Linked DNA regions of Mus musculus: all the other regions are linked to region 7. A link is a loop called in an ENCODE intact Hi-C map of the cell type or tissue named here. Cell type or tissue: heart. All regions are shown on one strand.

Evidence for each region. Hi-C counts contacts between places; a loop is a spot of excess contacts. Peaks named below come from ENCODE experiments on the same cell type or tissue, not always from the same donor. Only the 100,000 strongest peaks of a DNase experiment are listed, where the experiment ranks them.
Region 1: a loop joins it to region 7, with 2.6 times the contacts of the local background. A loop is called at or near these places in 5 of 42 quality-filtered maps.
Region 2: it touches region 7 in a loop (2.8-fold over the local background); 17 of 42 quality-filtered maps call a loop at or near these places.
Region 3: a loop joins it to region 7, with 2.8 times the contacts of the local background. A loop is called at or near these places in 2 of 42 quality-filtered maps.
Region 4: a loop joins it to region 7, with 3 times the contacts of the local background. A loop is called at or near these places in 5 of 42 quality-filtered maps.
Region 5: a loop joins it to region 7, with 7 times the contacts of the local background. A loop is called at or near these places in 28 of 42 quality-filtered maps.
Region 6: it touches region 7 in a loop (6-fold over the local background); 20 of 42 quality-filtered maps call a loop at or near these places.

The regions. Positions count from the first base shown.
Region 1 is chr9:118,725,618-118,729,617 of GRCm38, forward strand. The region is part of intron 15 of Itga9 (integrin alpha 9); the gene reads left to right. Among named protein-coding and RNA genes, the nearest start is that of Itga9, 120 kb to the left of the region's middle. In heart, no CTCF peak of the experiment used is centred here; no DNase peak of the experiment used is centred here; H3K27ac peaks cover 1,027 bases.
Region 2 is chr9:118,682,109-118,686,108 of GRCm38, forward strand. The region is part of intron 13 of Itga9 (integrin alpha 9); the gene reads left to right. Among named protein-coding and RNA genes, the nearest start is that of Itga9, 77 kb to the left of the region's middle. In heart, a CTCF peak has its summit at 2,462; no DNase peak of the experiment used is centred here.
Region 3 is chr9:118,761,389-118,765,388 of GRCm38, forward strand. The region is part of intron 15 of Itga9 (integrin alpha 9); the gene reads left to right. Among named protein-coding and RNA genes, the nearest start is that of Gm39454, 88 kb to the right of the region's middle. In heart, no CTCF peak of the experiment used is centred here; DNase peaks (open chromatin) are centred at 913, 1,583, 2,033 and 3,873; H3K27ac peaks cover 2,310 bases.
Region 4 is chr9:118,736,082-118,740,081 of GRCm38, forward strand. All of the region lies in intron 15 of Itga9 (integrin alpha 9), which reads left to right. Among named protein-coding and RNA genes, the nearest start is that of Gm39454, 110 kb to the right of the region's middle. In heart, no CTCF peak of the experiment used is centred here; DNase peaks (open chromatin) are centred at 1,660, 1,980, 2,390, 3,820 and 2 weaker places; H3K27ac peaks cover 1,441 bases.
Region 5 is chr9:118,869,063-118,873,062 of GRCm38, forward strand. Itga9 (integrin alpha 9) reads left to right here. Exons shown (of 28, transcript NM_133721.2): 24 at 229-354; 25 at 2,759-2,878. Among named protein-coding and RNA genes, the nearest start is that of Gm51695, 16 kb to the right of the region's middle. In heart, CTCF peaks have their summits at 2,273 (motif pointing left) and 2,473; no DNase peak of the experiment used is centred here; H3K27me3 peaks cover 235 bases.
Region 6 is chr9:118,906,435-118,910,434 of GRCm38, forward strand. No RefSeq gene overlaps it. Among named protein-coding and RNA genes, the nearest start is that of Gm51696, 12 kb to the right of the region's middle. In heart, no CTCF peak of the experiment used is centred here; a DNase peak (open chromatin) is centred at 1,997; H3K27me3 peaks cover 493 bases.
Region 7 is chr9:118,604,899-118,608,898 of GRCm38, forward strand. Itga9 (integrin alpha 9) reads left to right here and starts at 1,811. Exons shown (of 28, transcript NM_133721.2): 1 at 1,811-2,217. The coding sequence starts at 2,030. In heart, a CTCF peak has its summit at 1,710 (motif pointing right); DNase peaks (open chromatin) are centred at 1,753, 2,363, 3,313 and 3,853; H3K4me3 peaks cover 2,397 bases; H3K27ac peaks cover 1,617 bases; H3K27me3 peaks cover 1,022 bases.

The DNA of each region.
Region 1 (4,000 bases), 120 kb after region 7:
TCTTGCAGCCAAAGATTGTTCCATTAAGATCCAATCTGAAATTAAAATGTTTGAGGTTTTATCCAGTAATCTGTGAAGCTGCTGGGTTCCCACAGGGACAGGCTCCCCATTCCCTAAACTTCCTGGGTTGTCACCTCTGAGCCCCATAGTTGATTTCTTGAACCTTTAGTAAGTTCAGTTCTCTGAGTTCCCTGCTGTTCCCACCTGTGTGGGGAGTGTAACTGCAGACCCCCAGAGCTCAAGGTCACAGGCTCTGCAGCTGAGCTCTTGTGGATGAGAGGTGAGAACCTCTCAGTCCTCCTGGGTGGTACAGACTGACAGTCACATTGGGAGAGGGGGTCCACATTGGCAAGGAGCCTCATGGGGTCCGAGCCTAGGCTTCCAGAGGTGGACAACATCCTCAGAACTTTCTAGAAGACCTTGCTCTGGAATTACCTTCAAGCATCCTTTTGATCTGTGTATAGAGACATTTTTGGAGGTAGCTTTCCTGAACAGACCCTGAGTCAAGGCTAATAGGGAGTGGAGAACAACTATATACAGACAGATTTTGAAGTCTGGCCATTAAAGAGAAGACTGTTGATGGTAAGAAGACATAGCCCGTCGTAGACTGCTTATCACTCCCCGGTCCTGGCGTGCCGTGCTCCTTGGGTGTGCCTTCCATGTTTGTTGTAATGGATTCTGACTTTTCTTTACTTTTTATGTCTATGTGTGCCCGAGTGTGATTGTGTGTGCTGTGTGAGTGCAGATGCCTATGAAAGCTAGGAGAGAGCATGGGATACCCTAAAACTAGTTACAAGGAGTTGTGAGCCACGGTTTGTGGGTGCTGGAAACTGAACTCAAGTCCTGTGCAAGAGCAGTAAGCATCCTTATGCCTGGGCCATGTCTCCAGGCTCCTTTCTCTTCTTCTCCCATCTATGGTCAGTAAGGGTAGGTGGGATCTTTTGAAACAATGATGATAATGATGATGATGAGTGTTTAATGAATGTTTGTAGCTGGGCACTTTCTCACCCAAGCTGTTTCTCTTCCTCTTTATCCTGTGAAGTTTTAACCACCAGGAAACAGGCCCAGAGCAGTAACTTTGCCCAAGATTTGACTAGCAGAGAGAAGTGAGTGTCAGGACCCAAGTCCACGTTAACCTTAACTCAGGAAATTGTGGTCTACAATCATGTCCCCCTGGCACACTGTGTGTGTGTGTATGTGTGTGTGTGTGTGTGTGTGTGTGTGTGTGTGTGTGTGTGTTGAGAGGGGGAAGATGGTGGCAGAAGCGTGGGCCGTTGGATAACCTCACGCCTATGCATTGCTTACCTAAAGCCAGGCAGTTTTCAAAGTGTGCTGAGCGCGGTGGGACCACGCACTAAAGCCCCCGAGGACTTACTTTTATGATGATAGTTCATTTCATAATTGAGTTTTGAGGGGGCTAATTTTAGACACACACACACCCCTCTCTCATGAAGCAAAGCCTGGGGCTTAAGTACAAAGCCTCTTAGGACCTGCATTCCTTAGAAGTGACGGAAAAGTCAGACATACCCTAGCGCAGTTCACCGTCCAACCCCAGGTCCTGCAGAGCATCAGGTAGCTGCAGTTGTGCCGCTGCGGCATGCCTGTCCTGGTGGTGCTCGGTAGTCTCCAGCAACACAAGCTCCATGTTTGTCCCCAAACTGCTTTTCCTTGGGGAAGACACAGGTGGTCTTGGCACTTGCCATGGTATGTCCTGAACTCTTGGTAGACAGCTAAGCAGACAGGGCTGGAGGCCGATGGGGAAGGGAAGGCCTTGGCTTGGCCATCGCACATTTAATGGCCCATTTCATGCAGATGCTCTGTAAATTAGTTTCTTCACACTCATGAGTTAAAGCCAGGCTTGTTACAAAGCAACACCTAAATATTAGTTCTTCGTTTTCTCATGAGACTTTGTATTTACGCCACTGTGAGGCAGGCCAGGTGGCTTTCTACCTGGGGTCATTTTCCACCCTCAGAAGTCCTGTTGGGAAGGAGCAAGCAGGAGTTGAGTTAGGAGGAAAGCTATGCGCAATGTTCAGGACTAGGACTCTGTGAAAGCCAACTATGGAAGCTCCAGCCACCAGAAGTGATATAATGTATACAGTCACAGGGATACAACCTGATACCCAGTGCTGGCAGGTGCTTGTGGTCAGCCCCATACAGGGTGACACCTGTACCCTGTCTCAGGGGGCAGTGCAGGAGCTAAGCTCTGTCTCTCTGACGTGTTATGGTCCAGCAGCTAGTAAAAAAGCGCATAGGTATAAGGCAACTTATCCCCTGGGGTATCTCTGTGACACTGCCCCCCCCATGGGTGAGGGGAGCACCCCACCACCGTGACACTGCCCCATGGGTGAGGGGGACATTTCACCACTGTGACACTGCCCCATGGGTGAGGGAGGCATCCCTGAGCTGCTCATTACATGTGACTGAATGCCTAACACTACGGCTTTGCTTTAAGGGAGTTTGGCTGGACATGGAGTGACTGCTATTATAAAACCTACATGATGCTTTTGGCCTCAGTTAACCAAGAGATGCTGTTCCGGACCCTGTGGTAACAGCTCTAAGAGCAGTAGGCCTCTTGAGCTCTTCAGAGGCGAAGGGTGCACTTAGATTCCCTGGAGACTCATCAGAAGTGACCACACGAAGCTCCAGGCCTAGTCAGTGACTTCTCTAGTCTTTGATCAACAGTGTTTGACCATGAAGTGACCCCACAGGCTCATGCATTAGATACATGGTCTCCGGCTGGTGCTTTGAGGGGCATGTGGAATGTTTAGGACACTGGCTCAGCCAGTAGAAGTGGGTCACTGGTTCCTGACCTACATAGAAGAAAACGAGTGGAACCGTGCGTTCCCAGCATCGTAGCTACCATGCCTTATCCAACCACTGGGACTGATCCCCGACCCCCAGAGAACCATGAGTCACAATACCTGCCCCCACTTAAGTTGCTTCTGCCAGGTAGGCCAGAAAAACTAGTGACAGGCACAAGTCCAGTCTCAGTAGTAGCTTTCCCAGAATAATCTTAGTTCATTCTGTTTTTAATTAAGTTGTGGCTCAAGAGGAACAATTAACAAAGACTCCTATTGTCTCTCTGTGAAGCTCAGTGAGGTTTTTTGTATGGACCATGCAAAGTCTGAGCAGGCTTTTAGAGATAGTCTTATTTAGCCAGTTATCTTCCCTTATAGCATAAATTGCGTTCTCAGCGATGCTCATGTTGGTCATTATTCCCAAAGGGCTTCACTATTATGGAATGCCATCATCTTTACATTGTACTAGGGCCGTGAGGGATCTGAGACTCTTTCCCTCTGGGCCATGGCTTACTCTATAAAAATAATATACTTTTAAATAATTCTGGATATTTGATCTCAAGGCCAAATATGGTTTCTAATGAGAAAAAAAAAGGTATTTTGTAAGCTTGGGATTTTTAGTTCTAGGAAGAATTGGGGGTGTGTGTGTTTGGGGGTGGGGTTGCATAGTACAGAGATGAAGGAGCATTCTGTTGGTGGAGGCACACTGACTCCTGTTTCTCCTTCAGCTTTCAAAAAACCGAGTTTCCTGTGTGGGTGGTGGGGGTGAGCTTGATTTCGGGATGTTTGAATGTACTGCTTAGTGTTGCTAAATTTTCACAGCTTCATAGGAAACTTGAGTGAGCTCATTTCATAAGGAATGGCATATGTCACGGGCCAAAGTAGGGAAAGGCCAGGGAAGCCGTCATCTTTAAAGGGACCTGCCTCTTCAGAGAGAGGCTGCGTTTGGGTGGGAAAGTCAGGATTGGTGTATTTTGGGGTGAATTTTTAAAGTTAGGTGGCAGCAGTCCTGGGTCGTGTTTCTTCCTGATCCTCATCTTTGGGGCCCCACAGCATGACTGCCACACAGTGGTCCTTCCACGTCAGCCTTGGGCACATCATGTGAGAGAGACCAATTCCCTTGGGTTCCTGGCCTACAGCGTGTGTGTGTGTGTGTGTGTGTGTGTGTGTAGGGCCTGCTTAGCATCATGCAAGAATCA
Region 2 (4,000 bases), 77 kb after region 7:
CACTCAAAGCTCTGGGAACCCTGTCCAGCCTCGGCTTCTATCTTTATAACCAGGATCGTCACTCAGTTAGTTCTTAATGGCAGGGACCAGGAACCTCCTGTCACTAGCGCAGCAGAGGTGAGAGACATGCACTTGGGCCCAGGACTTGCTAAAGCCTACTGAGCACCATCTCTACCCGTGTATCATCTTCAGTATCTCGGCCTGTGTGAGTCAGAGGAAGCAGAATTTTACTTTGGAGTGGGAGCCAACGGTTTTGTTAATAACTCGATGGCAGAATGTTCTAAAATAAACTGCTATGGTCTTCCAGCTGGAAAGGATCCAGAGCCCATGTAGCCCTCCACTACAGATGCTTTGAATTTAGCTCTGCCTTCTCCATGTCTCCCCAGAGGGACACGCTCTCCTCTTAAATGACATACCCCACAGGAAAGAACCAGCTGATCGCTAGACCGTTCTAAACTTTGAATTGCCCATGTGCCAGCAAGAATAACCTTGAAGTCGGGTATGACGTGGAGGGCAGGTGGTGTGAGTTCAAGCCCTACCTCTGTCCTTCTAGGTGGAGCCTCTTGGGCAAGCCCTTTGACCTCTCTGTTCCAGGGTTTTCCTCTGCCAAAGACAATAACAGGAGTATTTCCCACAAGCTGTGGGTTGATAACATGTAACTGTTAGACACAGCCTGGTATAGAGAAAAGCTGGTCTTGGGTGGGTATGGTTGGTTTGACTTTCTGACATTCTGCTTTCTGGTTTTGTGTCATCTACACAGAAGCCCTGCAGTTTCGAAGAGAACAGTGCATTCCCCAGATGCCAAAGTCAAACCTCCCTGGTTCCTTAAATTATCACCCTCATGACTCGGTTTCCACTCTTTCCTCCCTATTCTCTGGCATGGCCTTCCTCTTGGGCATGGTGGCTCTCCTCTTAGGCATGGTGGCTTTCCTCTTGGTCATGGTGGCTTTCCTCTTAGGCATGGTGGCTTTCCTCTTAGGCATGGTGGCTTTCCTCTTAGGCAAGGCCACAGTGAAGAGCTGTGAAGTGAAGAGCTGGGGGAGCCTCAGTGGCACCCTGTGAGGCGTGTATTCCCCTCACAATGACCTGACAGCTCCTTGTGGTTCTCAGGGTCCCTCTTAGAGGAAACATGTCCCCTGGATTCTTAGGAAGCAGTCTTGATACCCAGAGCACTTATTTGTTTTTGTGGTTTGTTTCTGTTGTTGTTTGTTTTTGTTTTACAAGGCACTGTTTCTCTGTGTAGCTCTGGCTGTCCTGGAACTCACTCTGTAGACCAGGCTGACCTTGAACTCACAGAGTCCACAGCCTCTGATTTCCAAGTGCAGGGATTAAAGGCATTGTTTGTCTCTTAGGCTTTATCATTTTTTAAAATTGAAAATAAATTCTTTTTCCTACAATATATCCTGATCACTGTTTCTGCTCCCTCATCTCCTTCCAGAGCCTCCCCACCTCCCCATCCATCCAACCCCAGGCCTTCTTTCTCTTCCTTTCCTTAGAAAACAGAGAAATCAAAACAAAACAAAAGAAAAAGAAAACATACCCAGTGTTTAGGAGAAAGAGAAAAACCACAAGAAGCACACACAAATCCGTAAAACCCACAGAATCGGGAACCATAACAGATAAGCAAAAGATTAAAAAGAACAAAAAGCTCAAAGTGTTATGAGAGAAAAAAAAATCTCTGAAAAGCCTGTTGAGTTGATTTTGCGTTGTCATCTACTGCGGGCACGTGGCCTGCCCCTACGGGTTTATATACTCTCGGAGACTCCATTGGAGAAAACTGAGTTTTCCTATGCAAGGAGTGGGATAGCTTCTGAGTTAGGGTGGGAGATGAAGCTCGCTTCCCCGCTCAGTGCTGGGACCTCATCTTTATTCCCCTGTGAGCTCTGAATCCAACGAAGTTTCTGTTCATCTCTCTGCCCCATGAGTACAGATGTTAAGTGAGTTGCCCTCACTGTGGATGGGAGACCTCAGACTCCAGCATGGAGCAGAAGGTGGAGTCTGGTGAGGTGGAATGCCAGGAAGACTGCACATGGGTGAGGGAGTGAGGACCCCACCCCTGGACAACAATGAGCCCAAGTGAGCTTCAGAGGAGGATGGGGGTGCCGCCATCGCAGGAGTCCATGCCCTCCTCCCCCGCTCTCCCCACTTATATACACTGCTCTGTTAGCATGAAACTGTGTGTGTATTTGATGCTAGAGACTGGACAGAGAACAGGGTGGCAGGCAGTCCTGGTTCTGGATCTTTGATCCTAGCCAGTGAGCCATAAACAAGTAGATGATGATGCAGGTAACCATGACGAGTGCCTCCCTCGCACCAGGTACTACATGAGCGTTTTATGTACAGTCCTGTGCCTAGCCAGCCATAGGCATGCACTCAGAGGGATGCTTCAGTAGGTGATTTCATCATGGCTGAGTTTCACAGTATGTACTTACAGTAAGCTAACGCAGCTATGTGGTGCCATCTATGGGACTGCCATCATGCGTGCAATCTGTCTTCACCGCTGTGCAGTGCACGACTATATTCATTGTGTGTTCTCTTTCTTTCTTGGATTGTAATTTGTATACAGCAAAACGTAGCAGTTTGGGCATACGGTTCAATGAGCTCTGACTGGTGTGGATACCCAAGCAAATTACACCACCATCAAGACAAAGTACATTTCTGCCACCTTGCACCTTTCCGTATGCTGTTAAAAGTTAATTCTTATTGTTATTGTGTTGGAGAGGCTCACATTAGGACAGCGTTGTGGAATGGGTTCTGTCCTTCTAGCTTTATGTGGGTTCTGAGAAGCAAACTCATGACAAGTGCTTTATCTACCGGTCTTCCTATGTTCTAATAGCATCTTTCTCCCAATAGGCATCTACCATTGTGGTTTCTGTCACCACAGGTCACTTTCACCTATTCCAGAATTCCACATAAGTGAGGTTACACCGTATGCATTCTAATTTCTGAGCTCTTTCACTCAACTTGATGTTTCTGAGATCTTGTACTCACAGCATGAACTGACCTCTAGCCCTCTAACCAGCTCCATGGTGTGTGTACTGCTAATAACCTGCTTTATGGGTGGAGAACTAGGGGCTTTGCGGTGGTGAGCTTGGTTGTCAGCTTGACACACCTGGGAAGAAAGAGAACCAGTGGAAGAATTGCTTCCATCTGGTTGGCCTGTGAGAAGTTTTCCTGATTGCTAATTGATATGGGAGGGCCTGGTCCACTGTGGGCGGTGTCATCCCTAAGGCAGGTGGGTCTGTCTGGTCTGAACGTGAAAGCTAGCTGGGCAAGCCAGGGGGAGAAGCTGATGAACAGTGAGCCTTGATGGTTTCTACTTCAAGCTCCTGCTTTAGCTCTCCTTGACATTGGGCCATAAATTGGAAGCTGAAATAAACCCCTTTCTCCTCCTGTTGCTTTTGGTCATGGTGTTTATCGCAGCAACAGGAAAGCAAATTAAGACAAGCTTTGTAGAAAATTCCAGATTCTGATAAGGGCCGGTAGGAAAACACAACAGGGCCACATGGTCAGAGGCAACGGTGGTGTCACATTCAGCCGAAAGGACCAGGTGGGCATGTCCTGGCAGAGGTGATACCCAAGGTCAGTGATTGTATTGGCTGATGCAGCTTTTGGGTATTGTGTGGCAGGGGCACACAGCTGTGGTTGAGGGAAGGAGACTGGGTGAGAGTGAGAGTGGCTATTCCTGAAGGTGGGTTGCAGATCCACAGATGGTTCAGGGACAGTGCTTCGGGGAAGTTAGATTTGGAGTTTCTTCTGATTTGGGGTGAGCCAAGCAAAGAGGAATGTGTGTGTGTGCATGCCTGCAGAGAGCTTCTGGGCTCGCTGCAGTTGCAGGCGCTGAGGGATGCACTTGGGATTTGGGGAAGCTTTGAGCTGTGGCTCAGAGAGAATCTGACTGAGCGTCTTCATCTGTGTGGACGCAGATGAGCTTCTTGGACAGAGGAAGGCCCGGGGCTGGTTTTATAACTAACCTTTCCCTGCCCCTTCCCTGCCAGGA
Region 3 (4,000 bases), 160 kb after region 7:
GGCCAGAATTCTCCTCCTCCTCTTCCTCTTCTTCCTCCTCCTCTTCTTCCTCCTCCTCCTCCTCCTCCTCCTCCTCCTCCTCCTCTCACTGGAGTAGGAACAGGAAGAGATGAATGCTGACTCTGGATTTGTCTTCTCTTTGTGATGAAGTCTAGAGCCCCCGCCTGTGGGATGGTGCCACTCACATTCAGGGTGAATCTTCCCTCCCTCTTATCCCTTAGAGATAAACCTCTCTCAGGCTACTCTCATAGACATGGCGGAGGTATGTTTCTAGGTAATTCTAAATCCACCCAAGTTGACAAGTAAAATTAGCTGTCACAGAGTGTGTGCATGTATGCGTGTGCATGTGTGTGCACACATATGTGTGCTTGTACTCGCGTATGTGTGTGATTTAGTTTTGATGTATTGGTAGTTCTACAGCTATTCCCACAATCAATCTTGGAATACTTTCATTATCCCAGAACGAATTCTGTGTTGTTCAGTCACCCCTCATCCAGTTTCTGCATCTACTCCCTGAACCCCAAGCTTCAATCAACTAGCGCTGGTAAAGGAAGTTTTACAAACTTTCTTTACATCAGAGATGCTTTACAAACTAGCACGAGCTGCCTGCCGCTTACTGTTTGTGTGTGATGCAGCGTGAGCACACTATCATGCTAGGCATACTGGATAACTATAGATGTCACCCCTCTCACTGTGTCCTGTGTGCCTCTGGGGCTCCTCCCTGAGCTTTCCATTCATTCTTGTTGACTTGCCGGGGTCACAGGTCCTCTCTCCTGCTGTGTCTGCTTTACCGCTGGCCAAGAGCTGGTATCCCAGCAGCCTAACTCCTGCCCTTGATTGATCTCTCATTCTCAAGCTCTTCTGCTTCTGCTGTGGGGATTTCCAGCTACCTAGAGGGTGAGTGAAGCCTTGGGTTCACACTCCTCTCTTTGCTCCTCTCTCTCTTTGGGCCCCTGGGTCCTCATCCTGGCTGCCTCTGAGCATCCCAAATTCCTGGCAGAAGCTCAGCTCGCAGATCCTCGTTCCACATGGCTACAAGTCTGGATACATGTGAAGGTGAAAGAGCCAGTAAATGGCGTGGTACTCTGTGTGTTCTCTTCCTCTCTGGGGGCTCCAGGCTATGAAGTGCTGACCCTTTCATGGTTCCCTCATAATTTTAAACCAGTGTTGGGGGTAAATAGAGACTCTCTCTCTCTCTCTCTCTCTCTCTCTCTCTCACTCTATCTCATGCACACACACACACCAGCATATGTCTATGTGTGTCTAACTTTTCCAGTTGTCAGTGGGAGGAAATACTAAATAGTATTTACTATTCCTAGACGTGGAAAAACCTTTTGTGTCCTTTTAAACCAACCTCCCAGTTTACGAGAATTTTAAAATAGCCTGCAACATTTTAGCTGCTGTTCTGATAGCATCCCGTGGAGGAGGATGTCTTCTGAGAGAGCAGTTAATAGGCAACTTGGCCACTGTGTGATCGCCACAAGCATTCTCATGCCCACTAGGCTGGCTGTGACGTCACCAGGAGCTGCCCAGTCTCTGTGGGTTGAGGAAAGTGTCATTATGCAACCCAGCTGGTTTGTAAGTAGAAGCACGGGATGCCATTCCCGGCTTGTGGGGATGTCTGTGAGGCCAACACAGGCAGAAGTGGAGAGGGTTGGCCCCAGAGAACACGTGAGAGAGGATTCAGGATAGAAGGGGGGGCGGGGGCAGAAAAATCACATTTACAAAAGAAAAAAGAACATTGAGGTTTCAAAAACAAAACAACAACAAAAACCCACTTAGTGGACTTTCCCCCAAAGCGATACTCTAACTTAATGATAGCTGCTCATTTGCTGAATTCACTTCTGTGTATTCTGCAAATTTAAAGTGAGGCCAGCCCTTCCTGTTTTTATTTAATTTGCCACTGTGAGCCAAGGAAAGGAAAAACTGTCAGTTACTTTTTTTTTTTTTTTTTCTTTTTCCAGAGGGGAAAAGCAGCTATGGGGTAGATTTCCAAGTCACATGGCTAGCCAGCTGGTGCCACAGTGATCAAGCCCAGCCTGCTTAGGGCCCTTCAGTGAGAAGTGGGACTAAGTCACCCTCAACTCCTCCCAAACGGTAACGCGTGTCTTCTTTAGGCCCGGAGAGGTGTTCCTGCCTCTGGCCCATGGTTGGGTCCTGGCTCCAGCCCACCCATGCTGAACTTTTCATTTATTTTTCAATTCTTATTTTAAATTTTAATTTAATTTTTTCCCTTTTCACTTTACATCCCACTCACTGCCCCCCTCCCCGTCACCCCTTCCCACAATCCTTCCCCCTCTACCCTCCCCTCCTCCTCTGAGCAGGTGGGAGCCTCTCTGGGTATCCCCCCACCCTGGCACTTCAAGGCTAGGTGCTTCGTCTCCTACTGAGGCCAGACAAGGCAGCCCAGCTACAAGAACATATCCTGCTCAAGAACAGCTGCTGGGATAGCCCCCATTCCAGTTGTTCATTCTCTGAGAGGCTTCACCCAGCAGCTGACTCAGACAGATGCAGTCACCCATAGCCACACAGTGGATGAAGCTTGGGGACTCTTATGGAAGAATAGGAGGAAGGATTGCAGGCACTGAAGGGGATAGGAACTCCACAGGAAGACCAGCAGAATAAACTAACCTGGACCCTCGGGCTCTCAAAGTCTGAACCAACAACCAAAGAACATATACAGGCCGGACCTAGGCCTCCCACACATAAGTAGCAGACGTGTAGCTTGGTCTTCTTGTGGGTCCCGAACAACTGAAACGGGGGCTATCCCAAAAGAGATCTTTTGTTTAAACCTTCCCAGCCTCTTTCCAACCCTTCTGCCACCAATACCGTTGTGCTACAGCTAGCAAAGCTTTCCAGACACAGCCTGAAGGATCATGTGAACCCTGTGCTCCCTAGCGCTTAGCGTGGGGTTCACTCAGCCTTAATCAGGGACACCAGGGATCTGATTGTTGCATGAGCCACCCTGCCCCTGCCCATGAGCCTGACTTTTCTGTCTTTGGATCTATATGGTCACTAGCACCTCTAAGCTTCCTGTGCACTGCTGTACCAGCTGTACCAGCTGAGCCTTCACCCGTTGTCTGGCACAAGTCCTTCTGTCTTACAGCTCAACCCACGAGAACCTCTCCTGGGAAGCCTTCCAGGCCTTTAAGAATAAGACGTGATCGTCCTTTGTGTCCTCAAAGTCACCTCTACCCTAGTGCATGGAGTAGGACATTGTCGTGGCTTGGCTTTTCCCTCCGGAACTGTTCGTTCCCTCCGGGTCTTTCATGTCTGTCTCCTGCCCGGCACAATGCCTGGCATAAAGTAAGCACCCAATAAATTTCAAATGGACCATGTGTTACATTCCCTATTAAATACCCCAGCTGCGGCCGGCTCTGCCACCAGCCTGGGTGTCCTCCCTAAGTGTGCCTTCAGTTTTCAAAGTAGTCCTGATGCCCTCGGCAGGAAAAGGTTGCCTCTGGCCTCTCCGCGGAGGAGGATTAATATATAGTCAACCCAAGAGGTTTCTGTTTGTAGCCTTGAGAGATGGTGCACGCCGGTGATCCCAGCACTCTGGGGCGGCAGCAAAATGATCAGGACTCATCTTTGATTGCATAAAAACTTTGAGCCAGTCTGGGGTAGATGCGACCTTGCCTCAAAGGAGAAGAAAAAGGAAAAAAAAATCAGCTTGTAGTGGCAACTTTTTAAGTAGTAAAAGTTAAGCCACTGTGGTGAATGCCAGAGAGCCACAGATTTCTACTCTGGCCAGTCCCTCCACTTAATGTGGTGTGGAACAGAAGGAAGCAGGACTTCCAAAAAATGATGGGGAAACCCCCAAACAGCCTGCTATTTTCCCTCTGCAGCTTGGAGCAGCCCAGTCTGTGGAAAGGAGAGGCTAGGCTTCTGCAGGGCCTGTTTCTAATCCCTGCACCCTCCTCTGCCTCTGCCCACCTCTCAGTGTGGTTTGAATTTCCCAACTGCTCCCAGCTACTGCAACAGGAAGCAGGAAGCTGCTTTT
Region 4 (4,000 bases), 130 kb after region 7:
GGATGTGCCCTCCAGGGCTGAGCTTGTGTCCCTTGCCATGAGCTCGGGGAGCTTCCCTAGAGGACTGAAGTACAAGTCCCAGCTCCAGGAAGGAGCTCCAAGGCTCGTGTCTCTGTTTTTCTCTCTGAAAGACAAGTGCAGTTTATGTTGGGTACTTGAGATTCACTCCAAGGGGCAGCTCTGGATGAATCAGGACCCGATGGGCAGTTTCTGAGGGCTGTGTACTTAGTGACACACATTAAAGTACCCATCCACGTGCCCATGGTCCATCCATCTTTCTGCTTGCCTGTCCACATTCTCATCCATGAATCCTCCACCACTAACTCCTGCAAAGCGTCCAGCACTGTTGGCATGCTGAAGTTTCCATGATGAAACCTGGCAGTGACAATGACCATTTACCTACGGTGCGTCAGTGTGACTCCAGTCTTCAAAGCAGCCTTGTGGGGTGGAGACTTGTGACCTGCAGCTCACAAAGAGACAATGAGAGAACAGAGGCTCATGTACCTTACCTGAGGTCACCTAGGAAGAGTGGAGTAAGCCTAGGAGTCTCTGTGACATAAGGACCAAATCTCTCTTCTTTAGGCGGTATAGCGTGTCCATTCTGGAGTGCATCAGAGCTGGCTTTGGTCTTATTTGTAAGTCCTTCCCCCAACTTCTTTGGGGGGTTTCCTGCTCTTAGCCAAATAGAGAGAGGGATCCCTTCCTAAGACTTTGCTTTGCCTCTCACAACCTCACCTATACTTGAAGTTCAATGTAGAGACCTCTGTGTCTTGAACCAGAGTATAAAGGAAGTTCCACTCAGCAAAGCCTCAAGGTTTAAAAGTTACAAACCAAGGTGGTATTAAACACTCTCTGCCCTGCCCTCCTCATGATCTAGAAGGCCAAAATCAAACTTGGAATTCTCAGGCTCCTGAGAGTTCAGTGCACAAACAAAGCACTTTTGGGCACCTGGCTCCTGGCTCACCCCTCCTTCACAGTGTGATCTGCCTCCATGTCACACTACAGAGGCCTCCCGAGCATGGGCATAGGTGGTCCAGGCACGATGGTCAGGCTTGTATATGGATGTTGGTTCAAGAGGCATCCACTGGTGCCTGGACGCTATTGGTGCTTTTCTTCATTTTTTGAGGAGGCCATCTTTTTATGAACCTTGCTTTTTGTCTAGCCAGGCTGCATGAGCCAGGGCCTGTCCTCAGGTCACCCCAGTCCCCTGTTCTCCTGACTTGCTGAGTGACGATAGAGAACAGGAAGATGGGAGGAAGATGTTTCAGGGCTGGGTGGAGGACTAGGGTGGAGTCCAGCTGGGTGTGTGTATGAGAGAGAGAGAGAGAGAGAGAGAGAGAGAGAGAGAGAGAGAGAGAGAGAGAGCAGCCAACAGGAAGGAGTGCTGGGTTCTCTTTTGCTAACTGGTTCCCAGTATTTCAGGGTTCATTCTGAAAATGCATTGTTACTATGTGTGCTTGCAGTCAAGCTGGACCATTGAGCTGTGGCCACCCCGGCTCAATTCTGCTTAGAACTATGATGTGACCAGCAGCCAGGATCCATTCCAACAGATACCCACCCTGTTCTTTGGCATTAGTCTGGGGCTGGAAAGCTCTCCTGGGTCTGTTTCCAAGTACAGCTGTCCTCCTTACAGGTCTATGGGTGGGCCCTAGAAGGCCACTGGTAGAGAGGCAATGTGGTATGGGACAGTGCTGGTCTGGAGGAACCCTCCTGCCCTGGCCCCAGAGTCCTGGCCTTTGGGGATACACAGAGGATGTGAGCACTTCAAAGTGACAGAGTTGTGATTGAGGACAGATTCATTCTCCTCTCAGCTCGTCTTTCCTCTCCCACCTCTGTGCGTTATGCCTGTGCTAAAATGAAAGCCATTGTTTATTTAAAAGGACCGTTTGCCTAATGCGCCTGGAATTTATTTTCTGGAGCGTTTTCTATGGTGATCATCAGTCCAGACCTTGGCTGTGGCTGGGCGATTATGTAACCTGGGATGGAATGAGTTCTGCCGGCGTGCGCAGCCTCCAGTGTACAGGACTCCTAGCTGTGCCTGAGAGGGAAGCTGGTGCACTTGTGGCTGTATACACAACCTGCTTCTGTGTCCTGCTGGGTTTGGGAGGGTGGGGAGGTGGGGGCCTGGGGGGATTGTGGGATGGGGAGGTGGGAAGGTGGGAAGGTGGGACTAGCCCATAGAGAGAGTCTGCGAGCAGCTAGTGTTAAGTCAGGAGGATGATTTCTTCATGGGGGCCTGCCTTGGATTTGCTGTAGAACTGCCCCCCATTCTCCTCAGTTATTGTCACTAGGGCTTAGATATCCCCTTGTATAAACCCCAGGCCCTTTTACCCCCATCTGCACGTTAGCAAAATTCCTGAGTATAATGATTTGAGCCCTGGCAGGATCCAGAAAATGTTCCTGGCCCTTTCCTCTCTGCTGGCCTCTGTCCTGTGTCTCCATGTGCCTGTATCAACGGCAATATTGACCTCAAGAGCCACTCTTTGCCAGGCTCCAACCCTGAAGTCCCTTGATTTCTACTCTGGAACCTTGCCTGGGTCCAAGGCGAGTTGCTTTGTCCTGGATGAACAATGGGAGGCTCTACGTTGATCTTGCCTTAGACCCTAAAGGGACGAATAAGCATAGATGGGTTTGGAACTCTGACCTTAGTCATGGATGGATACCAGTGAGCTCCCTTTGTGGTTCCTAACTTAGACCCGCAGTGTTGGGAAATGGTACATTTATTGTGTTTTGTATCTCTCCTCTCTTTATGTAACAAAGATGTATCTCTTCCCTATTGTTCCTCGGCTTCCCATGCTAGTTAACTCCCACTAGCAACAAGGCAGCTTTGGATTTACCCATTTAACACAAGAGTGGCCGTTAGAACAAGCTGAGGTGTTGTTGTCAGTCAAGCCAGGCTCTTCCTCACTGGAGATAGCGTATTCCACATAGGGATTTGGAGACTCCATATCCTTCCATTGCCAGCTCTCCCATTCCCTTGGGGGCTTCAAGTCTTTGGCTTCTTGGGAACAGAGGAAAGGCATCCTTCTCTAGAGACAAGTCATATGCCTTCCACTCACTATCTGTCAAGGAAAATTTACTCACAGCTGGCCTCAAAAGAACCTGGAAAATTTGGCTGAGGCTGAACAGCCAACTCATTCATATAGTGCCGTGGGACTGGGATCGGAGATGAAGGACAGATCTCCTTGTGAGATGGCAGGGGAGCAGGATTAGCCAGAACTTGGTGATAGAGCATGTGGGGAACAATGAAGGGAAATAGGTAGCCTGAAACCCCTAAGGTCTCTAGTTGGCAGATGAGTGGATAACGCTGTCTCTGGGGGATGGAGCTGACAGGAAGGCAAAGGATGTGAAGCAGGAATGTTCAGGCTGGTCACTGGCCCACCATAGTCTGGTGCTATAGAACTGTGTCATGAATACAAGAACCCATAGGAAAAGGTGTCTAATGACCCTATGTCCCTTGTGCTAATCTCAGAGAGGGGTGGTTCAGGAAGATGCTGATGCTGTACTCACAGCCTTAGCACCTGATGGGATCTGCCCATCGGTTTCCAAGTACAAAGCTCAACATAAGAAGAATCAAGGGGAAATAGATACCCAGTGGCCCAGGCGGAAGCAGGGAGTCTGACATCCTGACCTGTTATCTCGGTGGGGAGGATGTGTTCTGTCCTTGCACTGTGACATTCCCTTTGCTTGCTTTGGACTCAGATTTGTTACTCTGGGCATGTGATGCCAAGAAGGACTGAAAGCTGGCATGATGCAGAAATCCCCAGAAATAGGAGCCAGTAAAGGCCAAGTCTGGGGCTGTAACCACGGGCCACTTGGCCAGTGAGCTAATGGGTCAGTCAGTCCAGGTTGCTGTTACCACCCATGGGTTCATGGTTGCCAATGATGCCAGTGAGGTCACAGCCCTGGGGCTGCCTGAGGTCTGGGCTAACAGCTGGCCACCAGAGCAGGGACTTACAAACACTTTGTGGGTAGGGGTTAACATGGGAGTATAAAAGTC
Region 5 (4,000 bases), 260 kb after region 7:
ATGTCTTGAACCCAGGAGTTCAAGGCCATACCTGGAAACATAGTCAATAATTTCATAAAATGAAATGCCCTTTGACCATTTTTGTCCTCTAGAGAATGGAAGCAGGGAGCGTCTATGCTCAGCTGCTGTGTCAGATGCTTATAGATCTAAGACCGCTGGTTCTAACAGCTCTCTCTCTCTCTCTCTCTCTCTCTCTCTCTCTCTCTCTCTCTCTCTCTCTCTCTCCAGGTGAGCCAAGAGAAGGGTAACTGCTCTCTACAAAGAAACCCGACCCCCTGCATCATCCCTCAAGAACAAGAGAACATCTTCCACACCATATTTGCTTTCTTCTCCAAGTCTGGAAGAAAAGTGTTGGTAAGAAGTCACTTGGTGACGGGAGCCATGATGGTGGGCCTCACAGGGAAGGCATGTCGGAGATGAGAGGCCAGTCTTCTACTTGGCGCTTCTTATTTCTCAAATCCAGTTTTCACTGGTTAACTCAAAAAGCCTTGAGGACTATAATCAATCCCTATTTTTCAGCCCAGGGTTTCCCTCACAAATCTATATTCCAAACGCCATTGCATGACTAACAGAAATCCTAAACAACCTGCTGTCAGGAAGCAAACGATTTCTTCTCCTAGAAGGAATCTACAGTGCAATGGGGAAACCTCCTAGCGGTTTCTATTAAAATTAAACATGTATGTATTACACAACCCAGAAAAATGTACCATTTCTGGGTCTATCCCCAAGAAGTGAATGCACGTATTGTTGAAAGACACAGGAATATTTGAAACAATTTTAGAGTAGCCAAAAACAGAACAATTCAGATAGCTATCAACAGTACAACGAATAGACGAGCATATCCATACACATGAATATTATAGAACTACAAAAAATAAATGTAACTAATAGTATTCCATACACTATGCAGCATAAGTAAGTCTCACAGAAATTACACTAAATGAAAGACGAATAAAGAACATTCTGGAATGTGTGTAAGGAGTTCAGAAGTAGTAAAGATGGCAAAAAGATAGCATGGTCAGGTTGGTTCTCCAGTGAAAACATGAAAGACATACATGAAACATACATAATACCTATGTAAAATATATCAATATAATACTTAGAATTTGTTCTTTTTACTGTGTGTGTCCTACCTCATCAGAGCTTTTTCAGGGTCCCTTTTCCTGCATCCTGATTACTTTCACTGAGGGCTTTACTTCCACCTAAGCACACCCCACACTCACTTGAACACCTCTCCCGCCCCTTGGAGAGCTCAGCTGCCTGCTATTGGAGACTTAGATTTTTTTTTCACTTGCATACTGTTTTGCTTTGCTTTGTTTGTTTGTTTGTTTGTTTGTTTGTTTGTTTGCTTGCTATGACATTATACCCTGGCAAAAGCAACTTAGGAGAGAAAGAGTTGACTTTAGCCCACAATTCCTAGGGCTCAATTCATCACTGTGCAGAAGTCAGGAGATACCCAGTCACCTTGCATCCACAGTGAAAAAACAGAGAGGGTAAAATTAAGTCATTTCTGCTGTGCTCAGCTCACTTTCTCTATTCTCACACAGTTCTGGACCCCCTGCCTAGGGAATGGCGCCACCCACAGTGAGCAGGTCTTCCCACATCAATCAGTATAGTGGAGATAGCCCCTCACAGACCACCCTGATCCCTCATTGAGACTGTCTTCCTAGGATTCTAGATTATGTCAAGCTAACCAGTGGCCCACATAGCAAGGATAGCCTATCTTTGTAAAGGCCCTAGGGGACAGTTAGATATAGTGACATCGGCTGTGTCTTCCATACACGCTGAAATGTCAAGCTGAAAATGTCTCCTGCGATTGAAGCTTCATACAGGTACACACACACACACACACACATATACGCACACATCCATACTTTATATATAAGATACACTTCCAAACACAAAAGAAAAATTCCTCCTTGGTCATTGGAATAAACTTCCCCTTGGCGGCGTATGCGTCACCGAGTCATATAGCTTCTTTGTTCTTTAAGCACCCACCCCTGCCCCACCCACTAAACAGGAGCATGGTGTCTGCCTGCCAAGGCATGGACCCAGAATCCGCTGTAGTTGGAAAGTCTTCCTGTTTAAAAACTCACGAAAGTACACAGGGATATCTAAATGTTTCTTTTGGAGAAGAATTGATTCTCCTGGTGAAATTCAACTTTTTGGTAGGATTAACCGCATAACCACCTTATGTCTACTTGTGGACTCCCCCAAACACAGGAGACCAGAGCCCTAGTGTTCAACTAGGCCAGAAAACCTTCTACCGCCCTCTGCTGGTGACAGAGCAAAATTACATCTTCTTTAGTTTGGTGGGGCAGGGTATGTTAGTTATAGTTTGGTTTTTTTTGTTTTTGTTTTTAAAGCTACTCCATATACCAGTACAATTTATATATTAAATAACAGTAATTGAACTGGGTGATATAGTTTTAAACAGAAGAAATCATGGAAATAATTCAGGTTACACAATCCCTCCCTCCATACCATATTTGTTTAAAAATCACTTTTCTAAATCCATTGATGGGACAGGTGTGTTCAGTGACCGAACACACCTAATTCCTATTTTACTCTGTATTTTGGAGCTGGGATGGAATCCTGGGCCCCAGACAAGCTGGGCAGGAAGTCTGACATTAGCCACTCCACGGGCCCCATCTCTTCCTCCTGATTTTGCCTCAGTTAACATAACAGACACTCTGCACTATAGATGGCTTTGGATGGTCTCTGTCTCTTAATTCCATCTGGGAATTTTTCTCCTCAGGACTGTGAAAAGCCAGGGAGCTTCTGCCTAACGTTGCACTGCAACCTTAGTGCTCTTCCGAAAGAGGAGAGCCGCACCATCAACCTATACATGCTACTGAACACAGAGATACTGAAGAAGGTGAGTCCCCGGGCTGCGCTCTCAGCGGTTACCCAGAATCCCTTGGAATCCGTTCCCAGAACACACGGGCTGCCCCTTATCAAACTTTCCCAGCATGCACCACTGGCGATTCGTCCATCAGACGTTGCCAAGAAACAGTATCAGACCCTCAGTGTTCACCTTAATCCAAGGACTGGCGGTGTCACCGAGAGTATCCTAGCATCTTTACCGAGTTCTAGCATCTTCAGCTTCCCGGGTTCTCATCTGCCCCTCCGCGCTGTTGCTCTTTCCTTTTCCTTGGGCTAAGCTGTAGGGCGCCCTGTGGCGGCTGCGTGCCTTCAGGTCCAGGCAGAGGTAGACGGATCTCTCAGTTTGAGGACATCCTCTCGAAAAAGCAAATATCTCCTTGGGCTTATAAAACCTCAGATTCAGTGGGGGATGAAACCTGAGATGGTACTGACAAGCTTATAAATCCTGCTGATTTGGAGACCATGTTTTGTTCTGATTTTGATCAAAGGTCGCCCTTTTCTGTCATGGGCTAGCAAGAACAGTTTTAGGCTTTATGGGCCAGAATCATGCGTGGTCAGGCCTTTGACCTTGTGGCTTACTGTGGTCACCTGTGACAGACAGGCTTGAGAGGCTCATCAGCTTTCAAAAACAACACACAATAAACAAGTTTTAAACAGGTTGATTTTGTGTTAGGCTGCCCATGTTCATAGCTACATGCTACACTGTAGCTATGCTAACTTAATCGTTTGCAACAGTTTAACTCTGTCAGCAGCCACAGTGTGGACTATATCCAAATGCAGGGCATGTTCTTAATAAAACTTTATTTACACAAGCAGACAGAGGGCCAGATTTGACCCATGAAGCCTTAGTTTGCCTGATCACTTGTTCAAATGATCCCTCAAAGCAGTTGGGCCCGTGAACCTCAGAACACTTTGCTACTGTGAGTTTATCAAATATGGTTCCAAATCTCTCAGTCAGTCAGCAAACCAGTGGCCCTTAATAAAGGTTTGCTCTGATTTGTTTTAAGATAAGAGCTTGCTGGTTCAAGAGGCTGTGCGCCACAGGATGCTATAGAAATAGTTGGATATGAAGGTAAAAAGAATATGCATGTTAGCCTCAGAGTTCCTTTTTAGT
Region 6 (4,000 bases), 300 kb after region 7:
TTTTTTAAATAGCTGTGGCACGTGACTATCATTCCAATACTTAAGAAGTAGAAGAAGAAGAATCAGGAACTCAAGGTCAGCATGAGGTACAGTGAAAATTCATCTCAGAGAGAGGGGTGGGGGAAGAGAGAGAGAGAGAGAGAGAGAGAGAGAGAGAGAGAGAGAGAGAGAGAATACACACACACATTGCTTATACAAACAAGTAACGGATGTGGGCCCTGGGAGATGTAAGCTTCTGCCATACTTTATAGAGTTACTTAATTATTTAAATTATGTGCTTTGTAGTTTTCATATGAGTGAAGGCATCATTTGTAACAGATGCTGTCTGTGCTTGAAGAGATTATAAAATGTAAGGATTTATCTAGGGCAGTCTGCAGTGTGTCGGGGAAACTTTATGGAGACATCGAATGGACTCGGGACACACAGGATGACAGTAGATTGCCCCATCAGAGAACCTGAGGCAGAGGTTTATACGCAAATGCTTTATCGGGAGTACAGCCACAGGCGTGCAAAGGCAAGAGTGTGAAGGATGGGAAGCAAACAAAGGCGGGGCCACACACAGGAGGTCACAGCTGAGCTGCCCGCTTGCCCACCCTGGGGAATGTCTGCACCAGCCAGCCTAGGCAAGCAAGGGCATGCCATTAACTATTAGCCCATCTCTTGGACACCCCACCCCACCTCTGCAATGGTCAAATGTGCCTTGCTGTAACCACCCTGTGGGGCACACGGATTGTGCCACCTGAGAAACTGGCTTGGAACTCTGCTGAGGTGGAAAGTGTTCAGACCCTTAAAATTTCAAAACCTGAGATTTAAATCTCATCCCAAGAGCAGCAGGAGGGGGACTAACCCCCTCTCTATTTCCATGCCTGCCTCAGAAGTTTGTCACCTGGGGACCCCAACCAGGTGGTCACAGGTGGTCAGCCACCTGGAATTCTTCCTCATGAAAATAGAGCATTGCCAGCACCTTAGCCTCCACCCCCAAAATCCCGTCCCGTTCCCAAGGTTCAAATAGTCCCTGTCCACATGGAATAAATAACACAAGCTATTTCACCAATGATCGTCTGAAACTGGGTGTTTTTACAGAGGTGTAACACTTCTAGGAGGACTACATACTCCAAGCACTCAGGGTTGGACCGCTGGACCTGCCTGCCTGGCCATACTCCCCTCCCTCTTAGAGGCTCACATCAGAGCAGGGCCGACCATGCTGTTGCCAGTGTAGCCACCACGGCGGGACTCAGGACCCAGGACCTGAGCCGGCCAGGCCACCAGAACCTCTGTGCTCCTTTCCTAAGAGCTGTGAGGGACATAATTCTGGCATTCCAGCTAGCCTGGAGTTCTGTGGACGCTATTCTCCAGAAGGAGAAGCAGACCACGGACCCCACCGGTTCAGGAGCCAGAGAGAGGCAGAACCCGGAACCACCTCACCCCACACTTCTCAACGACTGCCTGGGAGTCAGCTCCTACACACTGTTTTATGCTACACACTGTTTTATGAAGCTTAGTCCAAGCGTGGTAGGAGCAGCCGATAGCAGGCAAGACCCTCCACGGTGTCTCTGAGGGACACGATAGAACCAACAGAGACGAGCTGGCTACACTAGGAGCCAAGGCCCGAGTTTGCACCTGGGGAGTCCACCCTGAGAGGTCATCTGATGCACGCTCCTTAACTACTGGAGTTCCAAACTCACAATCCTATGGTGGCCGCAGAGCCATCTAGCCACAGGCCCCCCCATCCAGCGTTCAAGGCCAGTACAGAACTGTTGACAGTCGTAGGGAGTTTCTCACCACTGAGAGGGCTAAGAGCTTCCTGAGTAACGTTCCAATACCTCGGTAAATTGCAACAATGCTGGAAAATAGAGTCTGGTTTGTACTGACAGATTAGTCAAATTCTCCCAAATACTAACTAGCCTCTCTGTCTCACTTCAAAGGCCTGAATCCCTAAAGGGGGCCCCAGCCCTGAGTTGGTCAATCAAGAAAGCCGTCTCCCAGCTGCCCTCTGGCGGTCAGAATGCGTCACTGCAGTTCTTCTTTGATGTGTGTGGGTGTTTCCAGGAACTCAACTGAACTTAACTTTCCAAAAACCAGTCAGTGAAATAGTGCCAGGGGAACAGCGGTAATCAAGAAATTAAGTTAAGCAATTAGGGAGAGCAACGAGAAATCAAAGGTTTTGTTTTCGTTTTTGTTTTTTTAAATAAAATACTCCAACCATAAGCTTACAAAATCTAATTTCAAATAAGACATTTGTTTCTAGCTGCAGAAGTCTGAAGAAATAGTGAAAAGCCCCAAGGTGAAGTGGGGCTGTCCTCTGCTCTGATTCCTGGCTGTTCCCCAACTCCAAAGTTAAAGACACCGCACTGAGAGGGTCCCTGAAGTGGAAGATTTGCTACGATTTCATCACAACTACAAAAAATGTTAACCTTAAAGATCCCACATAATCCCAACAGAGGCGCTCTTTGATTCTGAAATATAGATGGACGTCATGCCGTGTTTAATATAGATTACATGTGTTCAAAGATGTTTAGGTGGTACCCAGAGCCTATCCACTTAGAATGTTTTCCATGTATGTGTGTTTGTGTGTTTGGGAGTGTGTATGTGTGCACATTTGTGTGTGTGCATGTGGAGGTCAGAGGTCAACTTCGATTGTCATTCTTCACTGTCTACCTTGTTTTAATTGGGACAGGGTCTCTCCCTGGCCTGAAGCTTACAGATAAGTCTGGCTGCCCAGCCAGGAAGCTCCAGTTCCCCAGTGCTGGGATTACATGTGTGGTCTGTGTGTGTGTGTGTGTGTGTGTGTGTGTGTGTGTGTGTGGTGTGTGCGTGTGCGTGTGCGTGTGCGTGTGTGTGTGTGTGGTGTGTGTGTGTGCATGTGTGCATGTGTGTGTGTGTGTGCATGTGTGTGTGTGGGTGTGGGTGGGTGTGGTGTGTGTGTGCGTGTGTGCATGTGTGTGTGTGTGTGTGTGTGTGTGTGTGGTGTGTGTGCACACATCTGTGGATTCATGCACATCTGGTCCCCTGGATAGTTATGAACCACCTAACCTGGGTGTTGGGAACCCAGTACTTTGAGAGACTCCAGTCCTCTGGAAGAGTTATATGCATGCTTACCCAGTGAGCCATTTCTCCAGCCCAGACACCGGATTTTGTCTACTAAAAATGTTGGTGTTTATCAGCTGTCTGCAAGGGTGAGTGTGTCCTCACATCTGAGTTCTTGTTAAAGAATCCAATGACACCAAACAAACTACTACCATCCCAGGAAGGAAGGGAGAGAAGGAGGGAAAGAAAGGAGAGGGAAGGAGGGCAGGAGAGAGAGAGAGAGAGAGAGAGAGAGAGAGGGAGGGAGGGAGGGAGAGAGAGAGAGAGAGAGAGAGAGTCTTATAAATTAGAAAGAATGAGACGGAAATCTCTGAGATTTGCCGCCACGGCGTCAGCTCATCAGTTCTAATTATTCTCTGGGTCGCTGATTTAAAATACCTTCTATGTCAAATCCAAATCCATCTATCTACCTCATTAGATCCCAGCACTCTATTTAATGAATTTTCTGTCTCCAAACTCATTTTATGTATACGGGTCGTGTGCCAGATGCTGGATGCTTGCAGAATGCAAGATCTATGATGCTCTCTGAAGATACAACTTTGTGTCTCCACAGTTTAGAAGATCTAGCTTTCTGTCTACAGGGACTTGACAAATTTACTTCTTTGCTAAATCCCACTGAAAATTTCCTGGCTAGAGTAGTTCATGTTATCAGGAAGCACGCGGAGGGCCATCTCCCGTGACGTGGGCATCACCGTTCGGTCATGTGCTCTCTCTCCACAGGGAGCAGTGGTTTATTAGCTGTCAATTTGTAAAGTGCTCTCTGAGATTATCTGATGTGAGATAAGAAGAGTGTGAACATAATTCATTGTCTTCTCTGTCAAAGTAGAATTAGCAAGCACTCTATATTTTATTCTATGGAGAGATGGAAATGCCAGTGAGTCTTCACCAGTGTCCTGGCTGGGTAGCTGTGGTC
Region 7 (4,000 bases):
AGCCAGCGTGAAGAGCATAGTTCTTTCATGATTTCTCCCTCAGCTCTGGCATGGCTTCCTGCCCCATCTCTCTCCCGTGAGACTAACCTGTGAGCTGGGATACTTCCTTTCCTGCCCCGTCTCTCTCCCGTGAGACTAACCTGTAATGGCTTCCTGCCCCGTCTCTCTCCTGTGAGACTAACCTGTGAGCTGGGATACTTCCTTTCCTGCCCCAAGTTGCTCTGGATCAGAGTGTTGCTTTACAGCCCAGGAAGTAAACTAAGACAGGTGGATATAGCACTTATGCTGTGTAGTTTTGTATCAACATGGCACAAACTAAGGTCATTTGAGAGGAGGGAGCATTGCTTGTGAAAATGCTTCCCTCCACAAGATCTTAATTGGTGATTGATGAGGGAGGGCCCAGCCCAGTGTGGGTTGTGCCATTCCTAACTGTGATAGTCCTGGGTTCTACAAGAAAGCAGGCTGAGCAAACCATGGGGAACAAGCCAGTAAGCAGCACCCCTCCATGGCCCCTGCACCAGCTCCTGCCTCCAGATTCCTGCCCTGTTTTGAGTTCCTGTCCTGACTCCCTTCCATGATGAACAGTACAAGCTGAATCAACCCCTTCCTCTGAAACTTGCTTTTGGACATGGTGTTTCATTGCAGCAATACTGACCACAAGTAAGACAGCAGTAGTGCATCCGAGCTATGCAAATTACCTGACTGCAGTGGTTTAAGACAGCAACATTGATCATCTAACAATGCTGGACAGGTCATGGGTCTCGCTGGCCTGCGTTCCTGGAAGGGGTAGAGGAGAAGACATTTCTCTGTCCCCAGTTTTTGAAGCTGCCTGGCTTCTTTACCTCATGGACCCTTCCCTCCAGCTCCCAAGCTAGCGGTGATCTGGCTTCCTTTGTCACAGCCCTTCTGATGACAGCTGGAAGAGGCTCTTCACCTGTAAAGATCCCCGTGTTTAGACTGCTGGCGAGTGGATAACTCTGGAATGTGCACCCCCCCCCCACCCCACCTTGCCTACCCTAGGCTTTGACTGTTGTTGTAAGGATAAGCCTGATTAGAAAGAAAAAGATAAAGGCGTCGTGTGTGTTTAGTATGAATGAGACTTTGGAAGTGGAGAGGGTGGGAAGGGATGGGGAGGGGGTTGTGATTTTACCAGAGTAAAGAGTTAGTTCAACAATAACATTAAACTTGGAATAGTCAACTTCATAGAGTCAGGGATAAATGAAACTTGCCGGGGGCTGGACTGGGCTGGGCGTGCTTGTTAAATTTATGTATAATTTAATTTGCAAGATGAGCTATTGATGATCACATAACCAAAATGAGGTTATGACGTAAACTTTATGCAACGTATACTTCACCATAATCTCCCACATACAGGGGAGCACACCTGGCTGTATTGTATGTCTGCCAAGTTGGAAAGCGCTGGCCAGGTCAGGGAGTATGGAAGAACGCTCTGCTCTCTTCCACATGACTAATTCTTACAGCAACTGACTGGCGGTCTTGAGCGGTTGCCTCTGAAGAAGAGCTTCCAGATGGGCAGGGCCAGAATATTTACCCATCCTTGGCTCGGGTAGCTTTGGGTCTTTGTGTGTGAGAGAGAGACTTTCAGTGTAAGACAAAAGGAGAGAGACCCAGCCAGCTTGGACACAGCAGAGCCTAGGACATTGAGAGGATGCAGTTCACCGAGGTCCAGAACCTGGACCCGGGGGTGCGCCTGAGACCGCGTCCAGCAGGGGGCGCTGCGGACCCGTCCCGCCCGGGCCGCCCGGGCCGCCCACCCCGCGGGCGCGCCTCTCCGCAGTCCAGTGCCGCCCGGGCCCGGGACCCGCTCCTTCCGAGAGCGCAGACCTCTCGGCGGGCATCGAGAGGACGCGGGGCGCTGGCGGCCGTCCCTGGCCTTGCTCCGGCTCTCGCTGTAGCCCATCGCCGCGTCCCGGGCTTAGACTCGGAGCGTACGGCTCCCGCCCCGGGCAGCGGCGTGTCCCGGGAGCCCCGATCGCGGGGCAGGGCGCAGGGCGGCGGCCGGCTGGGGATGGGCGGCCCGGCTGCGGCGCGGACCGGCGCCGGAGGGCTCCGCGCGCTGCTGCTGGCGCTGGTGGCCGCGGGGGTCCCGGCCGGCGCCTACAACCTGGACGCGCAGCGCCCGGTACGCTTCCAGGGCCCCTCAGGCTCCTTCTTCGGCTACGCGGTGCTGGAGCACTTCCACGACAACACGCGCTGGTAAGTGTCTCCCGCGGATCCTCGACCCTGGCGTGGGCACCCCGTGGTCCCCCAAGTTGGCCGCCGCCTTTCCGGCCTCTTCCACTCCACCTCCCGCGGGGCCGATTTAAATGTCCGGGCGGCCACGCTGACATCCTGGCCTGCTCTCCGAGGCCCGGGGCGTCCCTGGGGTCCCTGTCCTCCCTGGGCAGTCAGACGCAGCTTCGCTCTCGCCAAAGCAAAGTTACTTGGCTGTCTGCCTTCCAGGGGCCACCGCGGGCTGGCCATCTGCCCCAGATCCCCGGGGGGCCCCTAGGAGGCCAGGCTGCTCTTGGGGACCACTTCATGTAACTCTAGGGCAGCAGCATGCAGGAAGCAGAGAAACAAGGGGTGTGGTGGGAGTGGGTCCTGGTGGCTTAGGAATCTCCAGAAGAGGTACCCAGGGGCCCCACAAAGTTCTGAGAGGATCTGGGATGCAGAGAGGACCCCCAAGGAGCAGACTGTGTGGCTGGTGGGCAGCCTGGAGCTCTCCCACGTGTCTAGAGACAAGATTTAGGAAGCTGAAGTTTTTAATCAAGGGGTACAGTTTTGAACCAGCGAGATGGGTGGGCCTGCAGAAAAGAATAAGTCTCTCCCTCATTAAGCATCAATAGTGAAGTTAACTGACCCCACAGCAGGAGCGCTTAGAGAAGGCGGATAGACCACTTCCTTGGAATGAACGAGCCACACCATGCACCACGCCCACCTATTCAAGGCAGCTAGAGTTCAGTAGCTCCCCAGCCTCATTTTAGATGATGTTACTGTGGACCCAGGAGATGGCTGGTTCACGTTGAGGGTGCTATCCCGTGAGCGAGCATCTTTAGAAGCAGCAGGCCGGGAGATGGAGACTGGCAGTGTGTGTGCTTGGACATGTAACTTACTGGGAGTCTCTGCTCGGAATTGGACAGGGGCCGAGGCAATCGGGGGCTTGTGGATGCGGGTCTTTCAGAACCCTGGAGAAAGAGAACTTTGTGACTGGCTTTATTAACACTTTCGTGTATTTAGGAGAGCGGCCTCCAAGAGAACCAGCTTTCAAAGTCCTTGTGTGTAGCTCTCCTCTGCATCCCTTCCTGACATTGATTCTAGTCACAGTTACCAGCCAAGGCTGCTTCCTGCAGTTGCCAAACCCTTCCTTTTCAGACAGCAGGGCAGAACACTTTCCTATGTTCCAAAGGCTCCAGGTCTGCCATGGGCTCTGGGCTTGGTACAGATAGATTATGGCTGAATAGAAAGAGTTTGTAGAGCTGGGTGTGGTGGCGCACGCCTTTAATCCCAACACTTGGGAGGCAGAGGCAGGTGGATTTCTGAGTTCGAAGCCAGCCTGGTCTACAGAGTGAGTTCCAGGACAGCCAGGCTACACAGAGAAACCCTGTCTCAAAAAACCAAAAAAAAAAAAAAAAAAAAAAAAAAAAAAGAGTTTGTAGAATACACCCAGAACCCCACACAGTGTGATCCCGGCACAAAGCACATGGGAGGAACTTTCAGAAATTGAATGGCTGTTCTGGGTGGGGGGCTACTAATGAAAGGGCAGGCAGCTGTGGGAGCCAGTGGGAACTGCTGGCTATGGCTGGCCTCTGTGCCCTGCAACAATCTGGTTCCAGGGACAGGAGCCAGGCTTCTGTCACCTGGGTTTGGATGAACCCCAGGTCACAGCCTCTCTGTCTGTTGTTAACTATATAGGAGCAGAGACGAGGTGCTCAGCTTGCTTTGTTATGCACGAGGTTGTGAACAGATTTTGCAGTGACAAAGGGTTTGACCTGATGCT